Linked DNA regions of Mus musculus: all the other regions are linked to region 2. A link is a loop called in an ENCODE intact Hi-C map of the cell type or tissue named here. Cell type or tissue: gastrocnemius. All regions are shown on one strand.

The links. Peaks named below come from ENCODE experiments on the same cell type or tissue, not always from the same donor. Only the 100,000 strongest peaks of a DNase experiment are listed, where the experiment ranks them.
Region 1: a loop joins it to region 2, with 9 times the contacts of the local background. A loop is called at or near these places in 39 of 42 quality-filtered maps.
Region 3: it touches region 2 in a loop (2.2-fold over the local background); 18 of 42 quality-filtered maps call a loop at or near these places.
Region 4: it touches region 2 in a loop (9-fold over the local background); 19 of 42 quality-filtered maps call a loop at or near these places.
Region 5: it touches region 2 in a loop (4-fold over the local background); 17 of 42 quality-filtered maps call a loop at or near these places.

What each region holds. Positions count from the first base shown.
Region 1 is chr4:120,680,747-120,684,746 of GRCm38, reverse strand. No RefSeq gene overlaps it. Among named protein-coding and RNA genes, the nearest start is that of Cited4, 16 kb to the right of the region's middle. In gastrocnemius, CTCF peaks have their summits at 2,339 (motif pointing right) and 3,630 (motif pointing left); DNase peaks (open chromatin) are centred at 2,331 and 3,612.
Region 2 is chr4:120,587,666-120,591,665 of GRCm38, reverse strand. It overlaps Gm8439 (predicted gene 8439), which reads right to left and starts at 2,921. Exons shown (of 3, transcript NM_001101603.1): 1 at 2,814-2,921. The coding sequence starts at 2,861. In gastrocnemius, a CTCF peak has its summit at 1,719 (motif pointing left); a DNase peak (open chromatin) is centred at 1,727; H3K27ac peaks cover 277 bases.
Region 3 is chr4:120,886,331-120,890,330 of GRCm38, reverse strand. It overlaps Rims3 (regulating synaptic membrane exocytosis 3), which reads right to left. Exons shown (of 8, transcript NM_182929.3): 5 at 3,288-3,397; 6 at 1,242-1,343; 7 at 837-976. Among named protein-coding and RNA genes, the nearest start is that of Rims3, 34 kb to the right of the region's middle. In gastrocnemius, a CTCF peak has its summit at 2,419 (motif pointing right); DNase peaks (open chromatin) are centred at 2,428, 2,779 and 3,260.
Region 4 is chr4:120,753,786-120,757,785 of GRCm38, reverse strand. It overlaps Nfyc (nuclear transcription factor-Y gamma), which reads left to right. Exons shown (of 10, transcript NM_008692.4): 10 at 1-351. Among named protein-coding and RNA genes, the nearest start is that of Kcnq4, 8.4 kb to the right of the region's middle. In gastrocnemius, a CTCF peak has its summit at 2,274 (motif pointing right); a DNase peak (open chromatin) is centred at 2,288.
Region 5 is chr4:120,666,931-120,670,930 of GRCm38, reverse strand. Cited4 (Cbp/p300-interacting transactivator, with Glu/Asp-rich carboxy-terminal domain, 4) reads right to left here. Exons shown (of 1, transcript NM_019563.2): 1 at 3,111-4,000. The coding sequence ends at 3,580. Among named protein-coding and RNA genes, the nearest start is that of Cited4, 2.4 kb to the right of the region's middle. In gastrocnemius, a CTCF peak has its summit at 2,169 (motif pointing right); DNase peaks (open chromatin) are centred at 2,223 and 3,667; H3K4me3 peaks cover 1,372 bases; H3K27ac peaks cover 1,244 bases.

The DNA of each region.
Region 1 (4,000 bases), 93 kb before region 2:
GGAGTTAAGAGAGTAGTAGAGGCAGAGAAAGGCAGAGAGAAGAAGAGAGTGGAGAAGAAGAGGCCGGCCATGATCGTGCAGGGGGGTGGGGGTGGGGTGGGGATGGGGAGAGAGGGGGAGCCAGAGGGCAAGAGGCAAGGAAGAGAAGCAGGAGTAAGAGAGAGAGGAGCGGGCAAGCAGCCCCTTTTATAGTGCTAGGCCTACCTGGCCGTTGCCAGGTAACCATGGGGGTGGAGTCCAGACAGAATACCAACAATGTGTACTCATACACACATACCCTGTGAAGGCACACACACACACACACACACACACACACACACTCACCTATGTACAACGAAATAACAAAACGTATTAGGCTGCAGTGGCACTTTAGTCCCAGCATTTGAGGAACAGAGCAGGTGGATCTCTGTTCCAGGTCAGCCAGGTCATAGCAAGCTCCAAGCCAGCTGAGGCTGCACTGTCCCAAATAATAAAAGTAAATCTTTAAAACCTTATTTGGTTAGACACAGAACCTTTGTTATAATATTATGTGTTTGGAACACTCCCCCCCCCCCCCGACACACACTCCCATTAATGTGAAGGTGACCTCAGTCCTAACCATGCCATAGGCATGGAATATGTGCCCAGCATCTTATGGCTACCCAAATAAACCAGGTCTGTCTTCATGACGCAATGTTTACCTAGAAATTAGAGTAATTTGTAGCCTACAAAACCTGAAAGTCTGTTTATGTGAAATCTTGCTTCTTGCCTAAACCATGCCATGGCTCCCCTCGTGGGGCAGACACTTGACGATCTGTCCGTCTCACGGTAGGTCTCATGGGAGGTTCATGGAACAATATGCTGAGATGTTTCATCCAATGGAAGACAGGGGGAAGGCAGGACTGGCAGGCAGAGAAGCTAACCTCCTGTGGTGTCTGCGACATGGAGTTGGTTTGTTTTGCAGTGTTATCAGAGACCTGACTAGCATCTAGTGAGACAGGGGTGTGTGTGTGTGTGTGTTCATATTGCACCTAACAAAAGATCTCCTCAAACCCTCTCTATTTGCCTTTGGTTTTGTCCCAAAGTCTCTAATCATTAGATACACCCTTTCTTTCACACTTCCCTCCAAAACCTAAAAAAAAAAAAAAAAAAGAGTTCGAAGACATTGAGGATTTCCTGGAAGATTGAAGTTTTCTGGGAGGAGATACCCAAGGCTCGAGTCTAGCCTTATCTGCCTGCTCAGAACGCAGAGAAATCTGCCTCATCTCTAGTGTGGTTTGAATAAAAATGGCCCTCATGGGCCCCACTGGAAGGGGTGCTATTAGGAGGTGTGGCCTTGTTGGAGTAGGTGTGGCTTTGCTGGAGGCAAATGGGGGATGGGCTTTGAGATCTCAGAGGATCAAGCTAAGCTCAGTGGCTCAGTTCTCTTCGTGCTGCCTGCTGATCCATCCCACTGTAGAATTCTCAGCTCCTTCTCAGCACCATGCCTGGCTGCACGCTGCCATTCTTGTCGCCATGACTAAACCTCTGAACTGTAAGCCAGCCCCAATTACATACTGTTTTTATGAGAGTTGCCATGGTGTCTCTTCACAGCGATAGAAACCCGATGACACCTCTCTTTCATGGTCTGAGACTCCCTCGGCTCCTCTCCTGGTACTAGGACCTCTCTGCTTTCTCAGGTGTGATGTTAGCGAGATGGAGGACAAGAAACATCTATTTTGTTTTAAAGTTGTTGTAACATTTGTCCATCATGTGTGTTGGGGGCAGACACGTGGAAGTCAGCAGATAATTTGCAGGTGGTTCTCTCTTTTCATCAGGTGTGGAGATCCAGTTCATGTCGTTAGGCTTGGTGGCAAGTGATCTTACCTGATGAGGTGTATCGTGTGTGTGTGTGTGTGTGTGTGTGTGTGTGTGTGTGTGTGTGTGTGTGATGCATGCGTGTGCAGAAGTTGAAGTGGTATTGGGCATCCTGTTCTATCACTGTACCTTTTTTTTTTTTTTTTTTGGAGACAATTTGTCTTACTGATCTTGGAGTTTGAATGGTGGCGGGCTAGCAAACCCCAGCAGTTGTCCTAGATTCGCCCTCCACAGTGCTGGCGTCACAGATGCGCCCAGCCTCCCAAGCTTTCTCTATGGACGCTGGGATCTGAACTCAGGCCCCATACACTTGAGCTCACCCACAGAGCCATCTCTCCAGTCCCTGAAAGATGTATTTCATGTTTTCAATCGTCATCATCCTCTACAGGAGAACAGGCGCGCACACGTAGGTTGGCAGGGAGCAGAGCAAAGCTACACGGGAATGATTGTCTTCTACCCAAGAAACCTCCACTAGTCCCTGCTATGTGCACCCACAGCCACAAGGGGTCAGTAAAGACCTTGGTGTCGCAGCACCAGCCTGGTATTAGGAAACAAGCCGGGTTTGGGGGTCCTAGAGACCCTACCTGAAAGGTTCAGAGGGTACAGGGCTGTGTGCTCAGCCTTTCACTTTTATTCCAGTTGTTTGTTGCTCGCTGATACACATCAAGCACTGCTACAATCGCCACGGTCATGGTCATAGCAGCTCTTGTAAACTCATGAGTCCCTACTTCCCTAGATCAGGCAGTAGTATACTATTGTCTAGACAGAAATCAACAGCAGCAAAAAAGCTCAGATAACCCCAGAAGGTGGTAAGAAAACGAAACGGAAATGGGGTAGTCACAGAGTTAGGAGAACCCTGGGTGTGGCAATCGGGAAGGTCCAAGGGAAATAGCAAGGCCTCCAGGAGCCCTGGATCCAACAGCTCCGTTCTGCAGACGAGGAAATGGGGCTCCAAAAGCCAGTGTAGAGCCCGGAGAGGAAAGAGCCCAAGTGTCTTAACTTCCAGACCAGTCTCTGAATGGCTCTCCTTCCCTTTGCTCTTCAGCTTACCCTGTATCTTCTTGGGATGTGAGGGCGCTTTGAGAACGTGGGTCTTAACAGGACGGTATGTGTATCTCTGTGTGTAAAACTTTCAGAAGCCCTCAGAGCAAAAACTACACGAAAACCACACAGTAATGATAAAGGGATCCCACAGAGTTCTGATTTTGGTCTCGTGATTCAACTTCAAGGCCTCCTCATATATTATTACACATTAAATTCTTTCCCAAATTTCGGGTTTGGTGCCTTGCCTCTCTGAGGGTGTGGCCCTGGGAAAGTTATTTCTTCAGCTCCCTCATCTTAAAATCTGAACTCAACTTTCCTAACCCCGAAGCCACCTCCCTCTCCACACCTCGGGTCATTTGCGTGACTGGGCACTGGGCTGAACCCGCCTCCTGCTCCTGAACCCACCCTGCTTACACACACCAGCCCTGAGCCCATCCATACAAATGTTAAACCCAGTCATGCTTGTTTAGACACTCTCAGAGACGCGATGAGGTAGGTTCGGGTGTGATCATCCCGTTTGCCAAGCAGAAAGCAGGTTCCAGCAAGAGAGGACTCGCTCTAGGTCACACTGTGTGAGCGACAGAGTCAGGCTTCAAACAAACAAACAAACAAACAAATCCTTCATCTTTCCCTATTCAAAGTTCATATCTAAGATAATGGAAAACATCAAAGCTCCATTCCGCCCCCCACCCGGAAAATCCATATAGGTGGTCCAGCAAGCTTCACCTGGTAGGGTACTGCCACCTGCAGGGAAAAGCGTGGTATTGCACCCCACTTCAAGCAGGTGTCATCAAGCCAAACTCAGAGGTAACTCCGGCTGAATTTCTTTTTTCTCTTCTCTTCTCTTCTCTTCTCTTCTCTTCTCTTCTCTTCTCTTCTCTTCTCTTCTCTTCTCTTCTCTTCTCTTCTCTTCTCTTCTCTTCTCTTCTCTTCTCTTCTCTTCTCTTCTCTCCTCTCCTCTCCTCTTCTCTTCTCTTCTCCTCTCTTCTCCCCTCCCCTCCCCTCCCCCCCTCCCTCCCTCCCTCTAGCTCTCTTTCTTTCTTTCTTTCTTTCTTTCTTTCTTTCTTTCTTTCTTTCTTTTTTTTTTTTTTTTTTTTTTTTGTTTTCCGAGACAGGGTTT
Region 2 (4,000 bases):
ACCCCATGTTCCCATATTCCATCCTGGATACTGTTGCTGCTGACATCTGCTGGAATTTGCTTCATGGTGGAGATAACAAGAGACAGAAATCAGAAATCATACTGTGAGGAACTTGTGTGCTCCTCTGTCCCCAGTGCAAGGGGTCTGGCACAGAGTGGGAGCTCACTGAATACTTGAGAAAGAAAGAAGCAAAAAGGCAAAGGAGAGAGTAGAAAGGAAGGAGATGGCTCAAGGACCTTGGTGTCAGGATGCTTTGAGGGAGGCCTTTCAGGGGTGCTTCCTACTATGCCACCCCACCACTCTTCAGGTTTGCACACTCCTATGTGTACAGCAGGTTGGGGAGGGGTGCAGAGAGAAGGTTGTACCAGTTCAGTGGTTCAGACCTGGAGCCCCAGAACTCTAGGGAATGCCCAAGATAGAAACATGTACCAGGAGCTATTTCAGTCTTTCTAAATGCATGGAACAAACTAGCTAGCATTTGCTCAGGGGATGGTAGGCTGGGTATCTTTGGGGCCAGAATTACATCGTTCCTGGGACAGAAGAAAGCATGTGGCTCGTGTTTGTTGGCAGGGAGGACTAGCTTAGGGTAGACATCATCTGGAGATGCGCTTTTAGGGAACGGGTTTAGCCTCTTTTGGTGAAAGTTCCTTCAGTAAAATGAGGGCCATAAGAGCACCCCATTTATGGTGGTCACTGGAACAACTTGTCTACATGGAGTGCTTGGCGGCGAGCCTGGTAGGCCGAAGCAGCTAGTAGTTACTATCATTATTAATTCAGAGTAGGAAGTCTGGACATCCCGTGATAATCAAAAACTCTGATTGGAGCTCCATAGGTATTGATTAATAAGTAGTGGAAATGAATGAATTATTAATTATGGGCAGCTTGTTTGGAAGACAGGTTTCAAAGTCAGAAAGCTGCCTAGAGAAAAGTCCAGAGCTAGCAGGAGGAAGGCCAAGCCTTTTGTGAGGACCCCTGGATCTGGTGTTTTCCAGGATCTTCTCTCTCTCTCTCTCTCTCTCTCTCTCTCTCTCTCTCTCTCTCTCTCTCTCCATCCATCTTGGAACAATATCTTCTAAGCTTGAAGACCCATCTCTTGCCTCTTTGTTAGTTCCTAGGGTACTTCCCCTGGCCCTTGTTCTGCTCCATAGGCCTTGGAAGATTCTGTTGCAGCTCTCGATACACGGTGCTGTGAGTTTTTGAACCAACGACTCACAATCGCTCCTGCATGTACATCACTGTGAGCCCCCAGCTCACCCCTACCTCCCAGATCAGTAGGCTCTGGGTCTGTATTTCTCATATACTCTTAAGGATCCCTGAATCTGCTGGCTCCAGGAACCCACTTTGAAACCCACTGGAAACCATCGGTTTCCTGTGCTTCCCACAGCACCTATCTTCCCAGCTCCAAGAACTCCACGCCTCAATGGTTATTACATAGAAAAATGAAACTCAGCTGAGCCCATGCAAATCTGTACAAAGATTGCCCAAGGGCCTGTGTGCTGAGTTCCTGTTGGCTCACCTTTCCCTCTCCTGGCCCCTAAAGAGTTTCCAAGGGTACGCTTTGCTTCCTTTTAGAGCTGAAGAGAGCCCAAGAAGCTGCCTGGTTTGTTCAGGGCTCCTGGGAGGCATACTAAACCGGCAATTATGAGCAGCTAGAAGCAGGAGTCTGAGTGTATCCGGAAGTGCCTGTGTCTTAGGTTATAGCACCCTCTGGTGCCAAGAGCTCAGGTCAGCACTTGGCACTAGTAAGGCAGGTGAAAGAGGGTTGGTAAGGGAGCCCCTAGCTGACCTCCCAGCCTCCTGCTTTTCCCTCTTGACCTCACCCATGTTACCACCCAGCCTTGGCTACACTTCATTTGCCCCTCCCTTAGTTTAAGCCCTACCTGTGTCTTTCCGCCGCCTCTGAGACAAAGGACTTCTGTCAATGTCCCTAGGTATTTACTGGCTGGGGGCACTTCTGTTTGCCACCTTGGTGGCACAAAAGTACCTGCTTGAAGACTCTGATCCTTCCTGAGGGCATGAGGTTTTTGGAGGTCCTGACTCAATTTGGGTATCTCTATACATGGCTTACGGAATCTAAAAAGGCTATTTATCCTCTGTAAAACAAACTAGAGTCTCCAGTACCATTCATTAGACACTGACCCTACTGCAGGGTGTACAGGGGAGGGATGATAAAGGAGACAAAGGTCTTAGCGTCTGAGTGCCTGCTCTGGTGGGCAGGAAGGTAAGAAGCAGGATATATTACATCCTGGTCAGCAGTGGTGAGTGCAGGCAAGGAACAGAGGCCAGAGATGAGGCCATCCCAGGCAGTGCTGTTAAGGGAATCCTCACCGGTGAAGTGAGATTTGGGTAAAGACCCAGACAAGAACCTCTCACGGGCATCAGGGGAAGCCATTGCAAAGACCCTGCAAGTTTCACTTCCTCAAGGGCCAGCAGGAAGGCCAGCGGCTTAGAGGCAGGAGGCTGAAGTGAGGATTCTTTGTGAGGATTCTAAAGTGAAAGCTCCTTTAGGGGTGGTAATGGGGGCTTTGGGGAAGGCAAACAAACTGTTGTGTAATGTAAATAAAATCCTGCTGAGAGTTCCCAAAGGGCAGCTTGAGAACTTAAGTTCAAACAGGGTTGTCCACAGCAGGGTTAGGAGACTCACTAACTCCTGCCCATCAGCCCCTGGTGTCGGCCCCTCCCAGGGACTCAAGGCCTCTTGGGCACTGGCAGTCGGCAGAAAAGGCACACACAGAATGAGGGGAAGGGGAAAGGGAGGCTCCAGGTTAACACATCTACTCTAGTTAAGGAGGCAGAATCAAAGGTCTACTCACCTCAGGAGGGGAGAACAGAGGTCTTAGAAGCAGCTCAGGAGTCAACATCTGACTTCTCTCAAAGAGGCAACAGGCAGATTCGCAGACAGGTCGTTAGGGAATGTGTGCTGGAGGTCTCTGAGAAAGCAGGCACTGTCCTAATAGAGGCATTACATCTTCCGCCTTGCTGTTCCTCTCTTGCCTGGAATGTGAACCTGGGGCCTGAGGTAATGTAGTCATCTTGTAACCAGGAGGTCAGGAGGAGGTGAATTTCAAAAGAGAAGTTTCCTGTTAAGCCCGGCAAAGCAGAGAAACAGAAGACTCAAGCTCCTCATGGAGTTCTGTGACAGCACCAGCCTGGGATGCCTAGCTCTAGACTCTGTGTGTGTGTGTGTGTGTGTGTGTGTGTGTGTGTGTGTGTGTGTGTGTGTGTAAAAGTCATAACCACCTATTTGATGAAGATATTGGCTTCGGGGTATACTCCCTCCAAAGAGCGTATGTCTGTCTACCGGCTTCCCACCTGAAATAATGACCTGCTCACATTTAGCCACTGGATAGTATAAGTCTTCCTCAAGTTTGCCAATCCTCTATGTGAAAAGGTCTATTTTGCTTTACTGAGCAATTGTTTAGTTATGAAGGGTTTTGTTGTTGTGATTGTTTGTAGTGTGTGTGAGAGAGAGACAGAGACAGACAGACAGAGAGAGCGAGAGTGAGAGCGAGAGAGAGAGAGAGAGAGAGAGAGAGAGAGAGTCTTAACTTTGAACTTCCAACCTTCCTGTCTCTATCTCTCCTGTTTTTGGGAACTATGTATCACCACCCTGAGTTTATGTGATGCCAGGGGTGGGAGGGGCCAGGGTGGGTCTGGGTTCTGGGTGCATGCACAACCTTCACTCTGAGCCACATTCTCAGCCTCCCACTAAATTTTATTCATTCCTTAATTCAATAATTAATTTGTGGGACTGGGTGTGGTGGCACACACCTTTAGTCCCAGCGCTGGGGAGGCACAGGCAAGTGCCCTTAAACTCTACAAGTTCAAGGCCAGGTTGGTCTACAGAGTGAGTTTCAGGCCAGCCAGGAATACACAGAGAGACCTTGTTTCAAAACAAACTAAAGATAGCATCTTGATAAGTTTGAACTCACTATGGCAACCCTGACTTCAAACTGGTTTCAAACTTGTGACTCTCCTGCTTCAGTCTCCAGACTAGTAG
Region 3 (4,000 bases), 300 kb before region 2:
GTAATAGAAGCAGTCTTCTACAAGGGTAATATATATTCTTAACCTCCAAGCCATCTTTTCTCCACACATACCACCTACAGCAAGTGCCAAGCAGGAATTTGAACTCAGGACCGAGCCAAGAAAATCATGTAGGCCTATGTGAGCTCGGGTTCATCTACAGAAAGGGCACAGTGAGGCAACCCCTTCCCCTCCCACTCATCAGAAAGACCCACCAACAGTGTTTCACTGTCAAGGAGCTGGGCCGAGAGACACCTGAACGTGGACTCCTCTAGTCCCACAACTTAACAGTCATTTCATCCTTCTGAGCCCCTGCAGCACACTGGGGAAACCACACCTCCCTTCACAGAATCCTCTCTGACAGACACAATCATCCTAGAGAGTGCCTAGCCACACCCAGTCCCCAGTGAGGTACAGAGCACTGGCGGGCAGTAGCTACAGCCTGGTTCTCCTGCCCTGATGTGAGAACTGGAGAGCCATTTTGCCATGCTCAGAACCCTATGAACTGACAGGGGACAAAAGCATGCTGGGAAAATAAAAGCGCGGGGGGGCGGGGGGGGAGAAAAGGGAGGGAGGAAATGGGCAGGGGGGGTTGGGGGGAGAGGGAAAGCAACTGGCCAGATGCTCAGGAGAACAGTGCTTGCCACAGAAGCTTGGTTCAATCCCTGGAGTCCATGTCAAGGTGAAGGGAGAGAACTGACTCCATGATAGACATGTACCCCGTACATGTGCACCCCCCCCCCACAATGAGTAACAGGATATACATCAATGCAGAACTTGAGAGCCTACCCTGTAACACTGTCCTGAAGAACTTGAGAGTCTGCCCTGTGAACACTGACCTGCAGGACCTTGCCTTGGGGCCCCTCATCAAAGAGCAGAGCTTGCTGGTACAAGGGATCACATGTTTTCTTGGCCACCTTTGTCTTTTTCTTGGCTACACATGCCCCGTTCTCCAGCAGGTAAGCCTTGATATAGGTGGCTGAAAATGAAGGAGTGTGGTTGGGAGAAGTGCCACAGCCCGCCTAGTCTCCACCCTCTGGGTGGTCCTGGCAGGAAGTGGATCGAGCTGGCCAGTGAACCCAGCAGACAAAGAGACGGCACAAACACTGTGTCTCCTCACCCCACTCCCGACCCATCTTGCTCAGCAACCTCCCACAGCTTTAGGCTACTGCTGAGCTGGGGACCGGCTGGTACCCCATCCCTACCGGGATCCTTCCTCAGGTCTCCCAGCTGCCTAGCCTCACCTGGGAGGGATTTGGAGCCTGGTTTGGGGGTCAGGCCCCGAGCTTCAATCACTTCCACCTCCAGCTGGCCACTCCGGTCCATGATGGCAATGTGCACATCTCCTGCAAGGAAAAGAATGAATGTCCAAGTGAGGTCACATGGGGCTGGCTGGCACGATGCAACAGAAAACATTAATCTGCAGGGGATGCTGCAGTGTCCCTGGGAAGGGAATATGATAGAGCAAACTGTACTTGTTGAAATAGCTCTCAGGGGCTGGTGAGATGGCTTGGTGGGTAAGAGCACCCGACTGCTCTTCCGAAGGTCTGGAGTTCAAATCCCAGCAACCACATGGTGGCTCACAACCATCTGTAACAAGATCTGACTCCCTCTTCTGGAGTGTCTGAAGATAGCTACAGTGTACTTACATATAATAAATAAATAAATCTTTAAAAAAAAAAAAAAGAAATAGCTCTCAGGAGACCACTTCAAAGGGACCAAGGCACACTGTGGGGGAATGACCTTCAAGGAGCACATACTTAGGTTATAACTAATGACTGCCAAACTCTCACCCATGGATGGTGGGTGAGGGGTTTCTGCTTCACTACACAGAACAGGCAAGTCTGGGGGATGCAGCGTACGCCGCAGCCCTTAGCCAGTCTCTTCAGTATATGGCAGACGGATAACAAGAGTATCCATGCAAAGAGAAGCTAAGCTAGGAGCCTGCCCAGCACATCTTTGACCCCGGGAAAAACAGGCTGGGCAGGCCTACACACCCTGCATGATGAGAGCTCACAACACACTCCAAAAAAGGTAAGGGACTGTGGTGAATTCGTGCCCCCAAAGTATGCAGTACAATAATAACATGACGGTTGACAGAACTCATGCTGACTTCCAGGAACTCCTAGCTGTGCTCGTTGTGGGTGAGCAAAGTTTAGAATTATACAGTAGTGTTTGGAACTCCCTTCAGACAGTGTTGAATTATAAATCTGAGTCCCCCTCCCTCCAATTAAATGGGTGAGACTTTGAGTTCTGTCAACCATCATGTTATTATTGTACTGCATACTTTGGGGGCAGGAATTCACCACAGTCAGACACACCCTGAAATTCGTCCTTCTCACTCCAGAGGTTCCTGACCCTGGCAAAAAGACCAAAGGGCCTCATGCCTAACCATGAATATATACTTGTTTTTCCCGCTCTGCGACACAAGGGGGCACCACACACAAAATATTCTAGGTTCTGACGGGTTCATTATAAGGTAGTGGTTGCCACTCCTCAGAGTGTAGGGAAGGGCCTGAGATATTGAGCAAAAGCTTGGAATTAAGCAAATCTGATACTCAGGGCTGGAAGAGTAGACTCGGACTCTCTGAGGGTCCTCTGGACCCCTCTTTCAAGGAAGAAAGGAGAGTACCATACAAAGAAGCCTGGCATAGAATCTAACTCCATTTTCTGTTTCTGCTCTGAGGCTCAAAGGTCAAGTACCATCAGAAACATCTGGATCCAGTAAAGCTCAGGTTAGACTAATGGGGAAGCCTGCCTGGCCAGGACCCAAAAGCACAGGGTTGGGGGAAGATCTGAACACTGCTAACAGGACCCAGTGTGGGCTTTGAGCACTTCCTAGCTGCCAGGAAGAGATGAGAAAATTACTAAAGGTCCCTAGGTGCCAGTCGCTGATGGGAGGAACCAGTCCAATTAGCCACGGTTCCTAAGGAGAGCGCTAAAATGCTTTATAGAAAGTATCTAACAGGAGTGCAGCAAGAAGGGGCGTTAGATTGCAGAACTGAAGCAGGAATTACTAATTCTATCTTCCAGATGAGGAAACGGAGGCTCAAGAAAGTCTAGGGAAGGTAAGTCAACATGGGCTAACACTGTGACCCAGTTATGCACTGAGGGATGCGACAGTCTGGAAAAGCTGCTGCTGGGTAGGGGTCCTTTCTGGCACCTGAGGAAGACACCTGCTGCCACCTCTGATGCTGCTGCCGCCTTCGGCTCTACCACACACTGGACCCCAGAGCTCCTCCTTTCTACTATGCCCCCCCCAAAACCTGCCCTTATTCAGCAAGATTTACCCATGGGGGGTGTGGCCAGCGTCTGTCGCCCCACAATCTGGGCTGGTCCCAGGCCATCCAGAAAGTCACTGAACTGGCTTTCAGCTCCAAGCCGTGTGGGAAAAATAAACCTGCAGAAGGACACAGAAGACATGTGAGGTAGCAGGTGGGCTAGGATGGGGTGGATGCAGAGTCCTTCCATCTGGGAGCCTTGGGTCTCAGTTTCTCTTCTATACAGTGTAACTATACTATTCTAAGTGGGAGTGAACATTTGTCATTTCTGCACACTGAAGAAAAAAATACTTTGGGCTACACTTCATATAGTCCCTCTATGTACTTCTGACTGACCTAGAATTCACCAGGAAGTCCAGGCTGGCCTCAGACTCCTGACAACCCTCCTGCCTCAACCTCCCAAGTGCTTGGGTAACAAGTAGGTATCACAATGTCAAGCTTGGAGAAAGACACTTTGGTATCACTAAAGACGATAATGAAGTTATTTAAGGCATTTGAATCCTTAAGCCTCAGTTTTGTTTGCTGAGACAAGTTCTTGTGACTCCCTGAGCCTCACAATGTGGCCAAGGATAACCTTGAATTCCCAACCACCTTACCTCTACCTGGTGACCTCTGAGATTACAGGCATGTACCACCACGTTCAGCTTAGGCAGTGCTAGAGACAGACCCCAGAGCTTCCTGCATGCTAAATGAACATGTTACCAACTGAGCTACATCTCAGC
Region 4 (4,000 bases), 170 kb before region 2:
AGGGTGTACAGGATTTCCACTCTGCCAGTTCTGCCCTCAGAAAAAAAGAAAGGGGCAGACCCTTTCCACCAGCATTCTTCTCTGCCCCTTCCCCAGAACCTTCCGAATCCAGAAGATGTGGAAACATTTCCTGCCTGTGGGCCATGAACTCATTCTCCACAGAGAGCTGGTCTCCTCCCCGTCCCTTCTCTCCAGACCCAGGAGAACCAGGACTTTGAGAACCAGGACTTTGTGCACTGCTCTGGCCACTGTTTTATTTTTTAAATACATTAAAGATTGTGCTCATCTCCGTTGCTGCATGGACTCCAGACTGCATGAAATGCAATAAATCTTGTTTTCGGTACTTGAGAATCTGTGTCTGGGACATTCATGGGGGCTACTCACTTGGGAAAAGCTTGGAAAGGTTGATTTGTTTCAAGGTTGGATGTCAGGAAAGGTGGACCACTTGTCAGGAGCTAGTGTACAAAGCCAAAGGAACTTTCAGACTGAGATTCTTGACTGGTTTACAAATGAATTTCATCAGAACATGTCGCTTGCTCAGAAAAGCCTTGCCTCACCCAGACGAGCTACTTGTATGGCATTGTGGGGACATCTTTGCAGGAGAACACGGGCTTCTCTAGCAAACAAAGAACCCAGGAAATCTCTGCAGCCTTCGTTGTCATAATGGCTCTTGCCACTGTCTGCTGTAGTTCTCATCACCAAAGGCTTGGATCTGCCATAGAGGGCAGCCCGTGCCCCTTGCCATTCATCATGTTAGGGCTTCTATAGCCAGAGCCTGCTTCCTGTCCATTGAAGCAGGAGCAGCAGAAAAGAGCCAGCAGTGAGCAATCTCTCTGGCCTCCTTGTCTTTTTCCAACCATAGTTGGGCCTGCTGTCACTGTGTGATAGTGCAATGCCAGGAAAAGCAAAGATCAGTTTGCCATAATCTGGTAGACAACTCCCTGGGCTTTGGGCTCAAAGGGTGAGGTTGTGTAGGGAAGAGGCTTATACTAGACCCTTCAAGCTGAGGCCTGGTATCCTTAGGATTTCCTTGCCACCTATGGCTCACTGTAAACCTGCCTGGTAGGGTAGGCATTGGTGTAGCAAAGACTGATGGTTCACACCTCCTCTTAAAATGTAAGTCCCAAGTTCTGGGACCTACATTATATTCAGGTCTAGCCAAACTGCCCTTTACTCCTTGGGCAAAAAATAGGGGAGACTATTGGCCATGTTGGTGACCATCTGCTTAAGTATACCTCACCTGATATCATTAACTAGGATTAGGAAAAAATGGGATCATAAAATAAGAGCACGTATATGCTAGACCTACATAATTTTGAAAGGATTTGGTGCTGAGCTTCCTGGCTACCAAAGCAAAAAGCTAGGACCAAGTAAAGGATTCATTCATACTGTAAAGGAAAGTTAACAGTTTTGCAAAACTCTTCCTAGTTTTAAAGGAGTTGGATAGAGTTCCCTTAACAGAGAAGATTAAGTACCTCACCATTGTCAGAAAGTAGGCTTAAGAAAGCCCCCATGTGCTTCTAATTCCCAAATTGGCCTTCCCATCTGTCCCACCCAAACCCTCCTTTGTGCACATCACACCATTGAACAGGTAGAGGGGCCTGGTCACAGCAAAGGAACTGTACACTGTTTCCTGGTGCCCCCTGTTCCACCCTTCTTCCCTTCCACCCATTCCATGCATTAATTTAGACTTCATTCTTTTCTTAAGTATTTCAATTGATTGGTGCGATTGGCCAGCAGTTCCTGTGCACAGCACGCTCCCTTTAAGCAGGGCCCATTCAGATGTAAGCAAACCCTTTGGTCCAGCCCCAAAGAGCCCCTATCTAATCCCCAGCACGATCCCCTTACACCCATCAGGAGCACTCTGAGCATTTCTAACTGATCTTCACGGTGACCCTTCCAAAGCCAGGAAGATGGAGTACAATCCCTGAGTTACCGGCAGTTTGAGAGGTCCTGTGCACTGACTTGTCCAAGGTCATTCTGAATTAGGGAGTGAGGTTAAACACAAACCTTGGTCTCCTGACCCCTGTTCATCTCCAGATAGATGCTTTATTCAAAAACAGGAAGGGATGTGTGAGAGAAGAAAGCTTTACAGAATGTCCCACATTGGCTTTTACTCAGCTCCCAGGCCACTTTCCCCAGCCCTGAGTGTAAGTGGAATAGTTGAGTGTAAGTGGAATAGTAAATGAAGTTGGTGCTGCTCTCTGGTGGTTGGGTAAGAATTGGGGACCCCTGGGATTTTGAGAGGACAATGTGGTTGATGCCTTGCTTCCCAGGTTGGCCAAGGCCACGAGGGGGCAGCATACCACCCTTGCCTGGGTCCTTACCATCTAGTCCCATCCTCTATTTGAGAGAGTTCTAAGAACTAAAGGGGGTGCCATCATTTTCTGCTAATACCACAACAAATCCCTTGAGGAGAGGGTCCTTTGTGATAACAGTAGGACAGAAAACTTCCCTCTTTGGAGTATTGTTTGAAGAAAGTAGTCCATTCACTGTATAATTCCAGCACCTGGAAGGTGAGGACAGGGACAGGAAGTCCACATAGCAAGTTCAAAGCCAGTCTGGGCTACATGAGACCCTGACTCAAAAAAAAAGAGGGGGGTTGGTCCTACATTCTCTCATTTCATCACTCTATTAAAGGGAGAAACTGAAGTACAAAGAGGTTAAGAAATTGCTCACCTCTTTGCTTCTTTGCATCCTGCTTGCACCCACTGCCCACTGACTGCACTCAGTGTTCTTGTACTAACTGGTTGGGTTTCTGAACTTGCAGCCATATTTTCAGAATGTGCTGGCCCGAGTGCCTGGAAAGCCCTTTTCCTTTATCGATCTCATATACATCCATCAAAGCCCAATTGAAATGGCTCTCACTGAGAAACTTCTAATTCCTTGAGCAGAGTCAGCGAGGACTCTCTCAGTGCTCCTACATCAACGTCTACAGACTATTATTAGAGCTCACATACACAGCTGGGCAGCAGGGATTTCTTTGGCACCCTGTGCGCATGTCAGATGCTGTTTAGGACATTCTGCATCCAGCTGAGAACAAGCCAGGCAAGGTAGGTACTGCTGTTGTGGACTGAAGCACCTGCCGCATCCTCCATCTCTGCTCTTCCAGGCATTTTGTTCACTTTTGGTTTTTTGTTTTTGATAAATATATATCTCTATCTATCTATCTATCTATCTATCTGTCTGTCTGTCTGTCTGTCTGTCTGTCTGTCTTTCTGTCTGTCTATCTATCTATCTATCTATCTATCTATCTATCTATCTATCTATGAGTTCTGATGGTCTGCTAGGCAGGATCCTCTGAGATAGACCTTATAAGAAATTATTGTGGAGGAAAATAGAGCTAAACTGTAGAACAGAGGGCTTGCCTAACATAAAGCCTTGGGTTTGATCCCCAGCTCATGATAAACTGGGCATAAATAGCACACACCTATAATTCCAGCACCTGGAAGGTGAAGACAGGGACAGGAAGTCCACATAGCAAGTTCAAAGCCAGTCTGGGCTACACGAGACCCGGACTCAAAAAAAAAAAAAAAAAGGGTTTGGTCCTACATTCTCTCATTTCATGACTCTATTAATAAGTTAATAGCCTCTCCTGCTTTATAAGGAAGAAACTGAAGTACAAAGAGGTTAAGAAATTGCTCAAACCATGTTGTGGTGCACACTTTTAATCCCAACACTTAGGAGGTAGAGGCAGATAGATCTCTGAGTTCAAGGCCAGCCAAGGCTACAGAGAAATCCTGTCTCAGAGAGAGAAGGGGAAGGGAAGGGGAGGGGAGAGGAGAGGAGAAGGGGGAGGAGGGGAGGGGAGGGAGAGGGAAGAGGGGGAGCAGAGGAGAGGGAAGAGGGGGAGGGGAGAAGAGGGAAGAGGGGGTGGGGAGAGGAGAGGGGAGGGAGAGGGAAGAAGGGGAGTTGAGGAGAGGGAGGAGGGAAGGGAGAGGAGAAGAGGGAGGAGGAGAGGGGAGGAGGGAGGGGAGGGGAGGGGAGGGTGGAGAAACAC
Region 5 (4,000 bases), 79 kb before region 2:
CCCTTTGTGGAACTGTTGCCCTAACAGGGAAGTAGCAGCCTTTCCCCGAAGTCCCTTTGGGCATGTGGCTCATCTGTAGAGGGATGCCCTACCCAGCCAGGGCCATGCCAACTCTAGAGCAGCCTGCAATTCCATGACTGATGGGACAGAAGCAGGGAGGAGTGTACTGGTCTAACCTGGATCAACTCTAGCTTCAGAGTTCTGCACAGGGCTGGCTGACTCTTGCTGGGTTGGCTACGTGACTTAGGTTCCTTTGGGCTTCCTCCTATCCTCTGTGAATGTAGACTCTGAAGACAACAATCTCCTGTGAATAGAATATCTTCTTGGAGCCTGCTTCCTGGGGAACCCAGCTTACAGCTGTCTCACTGTCATACTGACCCTGCTGGGTAGCTAGAGCAGCCTCCTTAAACACTGCATTGACTTCAACTTTTCACGTGTGTGTTTGCATGTATCTGCACCATGTGAGGCCAGAAGAGGGTGCTGGAGCCTCTGGAGCTGGAGTTAGGTAATTGTGAGCCTCCTGATGTGGGTGCTGGGAACTCTGGTCTTCAGAAAGAGAAGCAAGCACTCTTAGCCATTGAGCGGTCTTTCTGGTCCTTTTCTTGTTTTGTTTTGTTTTGTTTTGTTTTGTTTTGTTTTGTTTTGTTTTTGAGATAGGCTCTCTCATATATTCTACACTGGCCTTAACCTCAGTATGTAGCCAAGGTTGTCCTTGAACTCCTGATCTCCTTGCTTCTACCCCCCCCCCCCATCAAGTGCTGGGACTTTGAAGCTTGCCTTAACCTCCATAGCAGAGAAGTTCTATTAGTAGAAAGACACAAGGTTTGAGTGATAAAAGATAAATAAAAATAAAGAATGTTGTCCTAGGGATGATGATGATGATAAGGCATGCTTTGTCTGTGCCCCAACTGAGTTCCCAGTCTCTAGGGAGACTGAATTTAAAGATCTCAGCAGACACTGCCCAGGCAGGAGACTGAGGTCCTCAGGACAGAAGGGCAGCAGGCTGCTTTAAGAGGCCGGCTCTCAGGACGAGGTGAAAGACACCACAGGAAGTCACGTGCTAAGAACCATCGGTCAGGGGACTTTGTCTGAGGTCAGGCAGCTCCTGAGAATGTTCTAGAACTGGTTATGTGGTAAAGAGACTCTGAGTTCATTTCTTTTTCACCTGCAGCTATCGGGCCAGGGCCTGGTGAGCTGTTCTAGTCTTATCTTCTCTGCCCATCTGTCTGCTGACCAGCTTGTCAGTGGTCCCTCTTGGGAGGGTGACAGGCATTTTGATTGTTTTGGTTTTGGTGCTGGGAATTAAAGCCAGGACCTTGTACATGCCAGCAGGATCTCTACCTTAAATCTGTATTTAGCACCCTCTCCCCCACTTTTTTCTCTTTTGAGACAGGAATCTTACTAAGGGGTCCAGGTTACTAATCTTATAGGTTAGTCTAGAACTCACTCTGCAGTGCAGGCTGACTTCGAACTCAGCTTCCTCAATGTCAGATTACAGGTGTGGGTCACCACGCATGGCTTGGTGCGGTGGTCTTGCATTCCCTCCTACTTGGTAGTTAAACTACCCACTTATTAATTCATCCTGAGCTGCTTCCTCACTTACAGAGAGGGTAATTGCCTTGTAAAGTAACAGAGCAAAAACTTTAGCCTCTTTTTATTGGTGGAGAAACCAAGGCCCGCAGAAAAGGCAGTCAAGGTAGTGTCTAGCCCAGGGCCAAACCTTTCCAATTGAATTCTGGTCCGGCGAGCCTGGGCAATGCTGGAGCAAACACAGAGCACTCTTAGCTCAAAGGTCTGTCCAGAGGACTCTTTCCATCTGTCCCAGAAGGCCCTGGGATCTAAGAGTAGAGCTTCATTCATCTACAGAACACTTCCTATCACCCACTCTCGCCCATGTTGCAGGTGTTAGAGCTGGTGCCCTCACAGTATACCCTGGGATAACTCACAGCTGCTGGGGTCACATGCAGGAGCACTGGTCACTAGAGCAAAGGCCAATGATGTGGAGACAAAGGGCTCAGTGCAATGACCTTGCTCTCTAGTCTCTGGAATTTACTGTCTCCTAGAGAATGCACCGCTGCCTGTCCCTGGCATTATGGAAGCCTGTCTGACTAGGTCTCTTTCTCCTGGCCTTCAGCCTGTCTTCCAGCCTTTCTCCCACACAGTAGGGGATCTTTCCAGAGTTGACAGCAGAGGGTGCACTAGAGATCTGGACTTGAAGGTCAAATCTTGCCAGGCTTGGGCTGGCGCCACACCCCTTGTCTGTGGAATGAGGACTGAGCTGGTCACATAAAGTTGCCATGAAACCATTAGATCTTCCCAGTCTGTTCCAGATGCTCCTTGTCCTTTCCCAGAGTCCACGAACTGGTATACGGCCCTCCCTTTAGTCAAGGCCTGTCCTGTTCCTCAAGACAGTTGTCATTCCATATTGTTGATCCCATCAAATGTACCTCCCTGAAGCTGAAATGACCTCCACCCCAACTAGCTGAACCTATTCCACCTGTTTTCTGGACAAGTCCCTTCCATGTTCCAAGAACAGTCTGTTTCCAGGTCTGTCCCTATGATTCCTTATGCACCAACGCTCAGAACAAACATCTCTATAGTTTCCGGAGGTGACTAAGAGTCTGACAGTGTGCTATAGTCATTACATGGATGAAGTATGAAGTATGTGTGAAGTATGTATGGTTCAGTCTCTATCAACACACACACACACACACACACACACACACACACCGCTATAAAAGTATCACAACCATATCCTTCCAAAGAAACCAAAAGGGCAGTGTCGTGGGCAAGTGAGATAGTCTCTGTTCAAAGCTAGGGCTGCCTGGATCTTCAGGGGACCCCCCCCCCCCAGTTCCTGGAGTCCTAGTGGCTAGGAAATCAAACGGATTAAGCTGTTAACTGGCCAGGCAGCAGCCTGGACCCCTCAGGTTATGTCATGACAATTGCACAACTCTCAAGACATTTTCAAAAGAAACTATCAGGTCTCTTGTCCTTTGGGCTGTTGAGGTTGCGAGCCTCAGTTTCACTTTGGGACTCTAACAGCCTCAGACTTTTTGCAAGTTACAGGTACTTGAGGGTGGGGATGAAAAGGAAATGGAAACTCAAAATTGTAAAGCAACCCAGTTTTATTTTGGTTTTAGAGGCCAGCGGGAGCATGGCTCCACTCTGCAGGGGTTAGGTGTAAAATCCTTCCCTCCCCCGGGCCAGGGGCCCAGGGAAGGTAGGGGGTACGGAGAGATGGCTCCCTAGACCCAATCCGGTTAGTAGGCTGCTCGAGAAGGAAGGTCAGGCAGAGGCCTGTAATGGCTCAGATTGGGGCAAGGCGGCGGAAAGAGGGCACAGAATCCAAGAACGTGGAATCCGAAGGCTGGTTCAGTTCCCTCCATTAGACCGCTGAGGCTTGGGTATGAGAAGCGAGACCCAACTGTCATCTGGCAGGAGGCAGAGCCTGGAGGCAAGGCAGGTGTTCTCGGCTGGAGCCGTCTCGGCACGAAAACCAGGCGCCTCCACCCTCACGGAGGGTGTGTGGGAGCCGGGCCACCGGGCGCAAGGTCCCGTGTCTCTGGGTGGTGGCTCTCAACAGCTCACCGAGCCGGCGGCCGGCGCTGACCCCAGGTCTGAGAAGCAATCGAACTCGCTCTGGCCGAGGAAGAGCTCCGGCAGCTCGCGTACGCGGTGCAACCCGAGCTCGAGTTCCAGCGACGTCAGCGCCTCTTCGTCGATGAGCTCGGTGTCCATGCAGCCCAGGGCGGGTGGCGGCGGCGGCGGCGGCAACGAGGCTGCGGCTCCGGGCGCCGGCTGCAGAGGTGAGGGCCCTCCAGCGGCTGCCGGGGGCGCCGGGATGCGGCCCGGGGACGGTGTGGCTGCAGACTGCAGGTGCGTGCTACCGGCGCCCGGCGACTGCGAGACGGGGAAGGGCTGGAAAGAGACCGGCGACCCGAAGGAGCCGTATGCCAGGGTCCCGGGTGGCGGCGGCGGTCCCAGCGGAGCCCCCCGC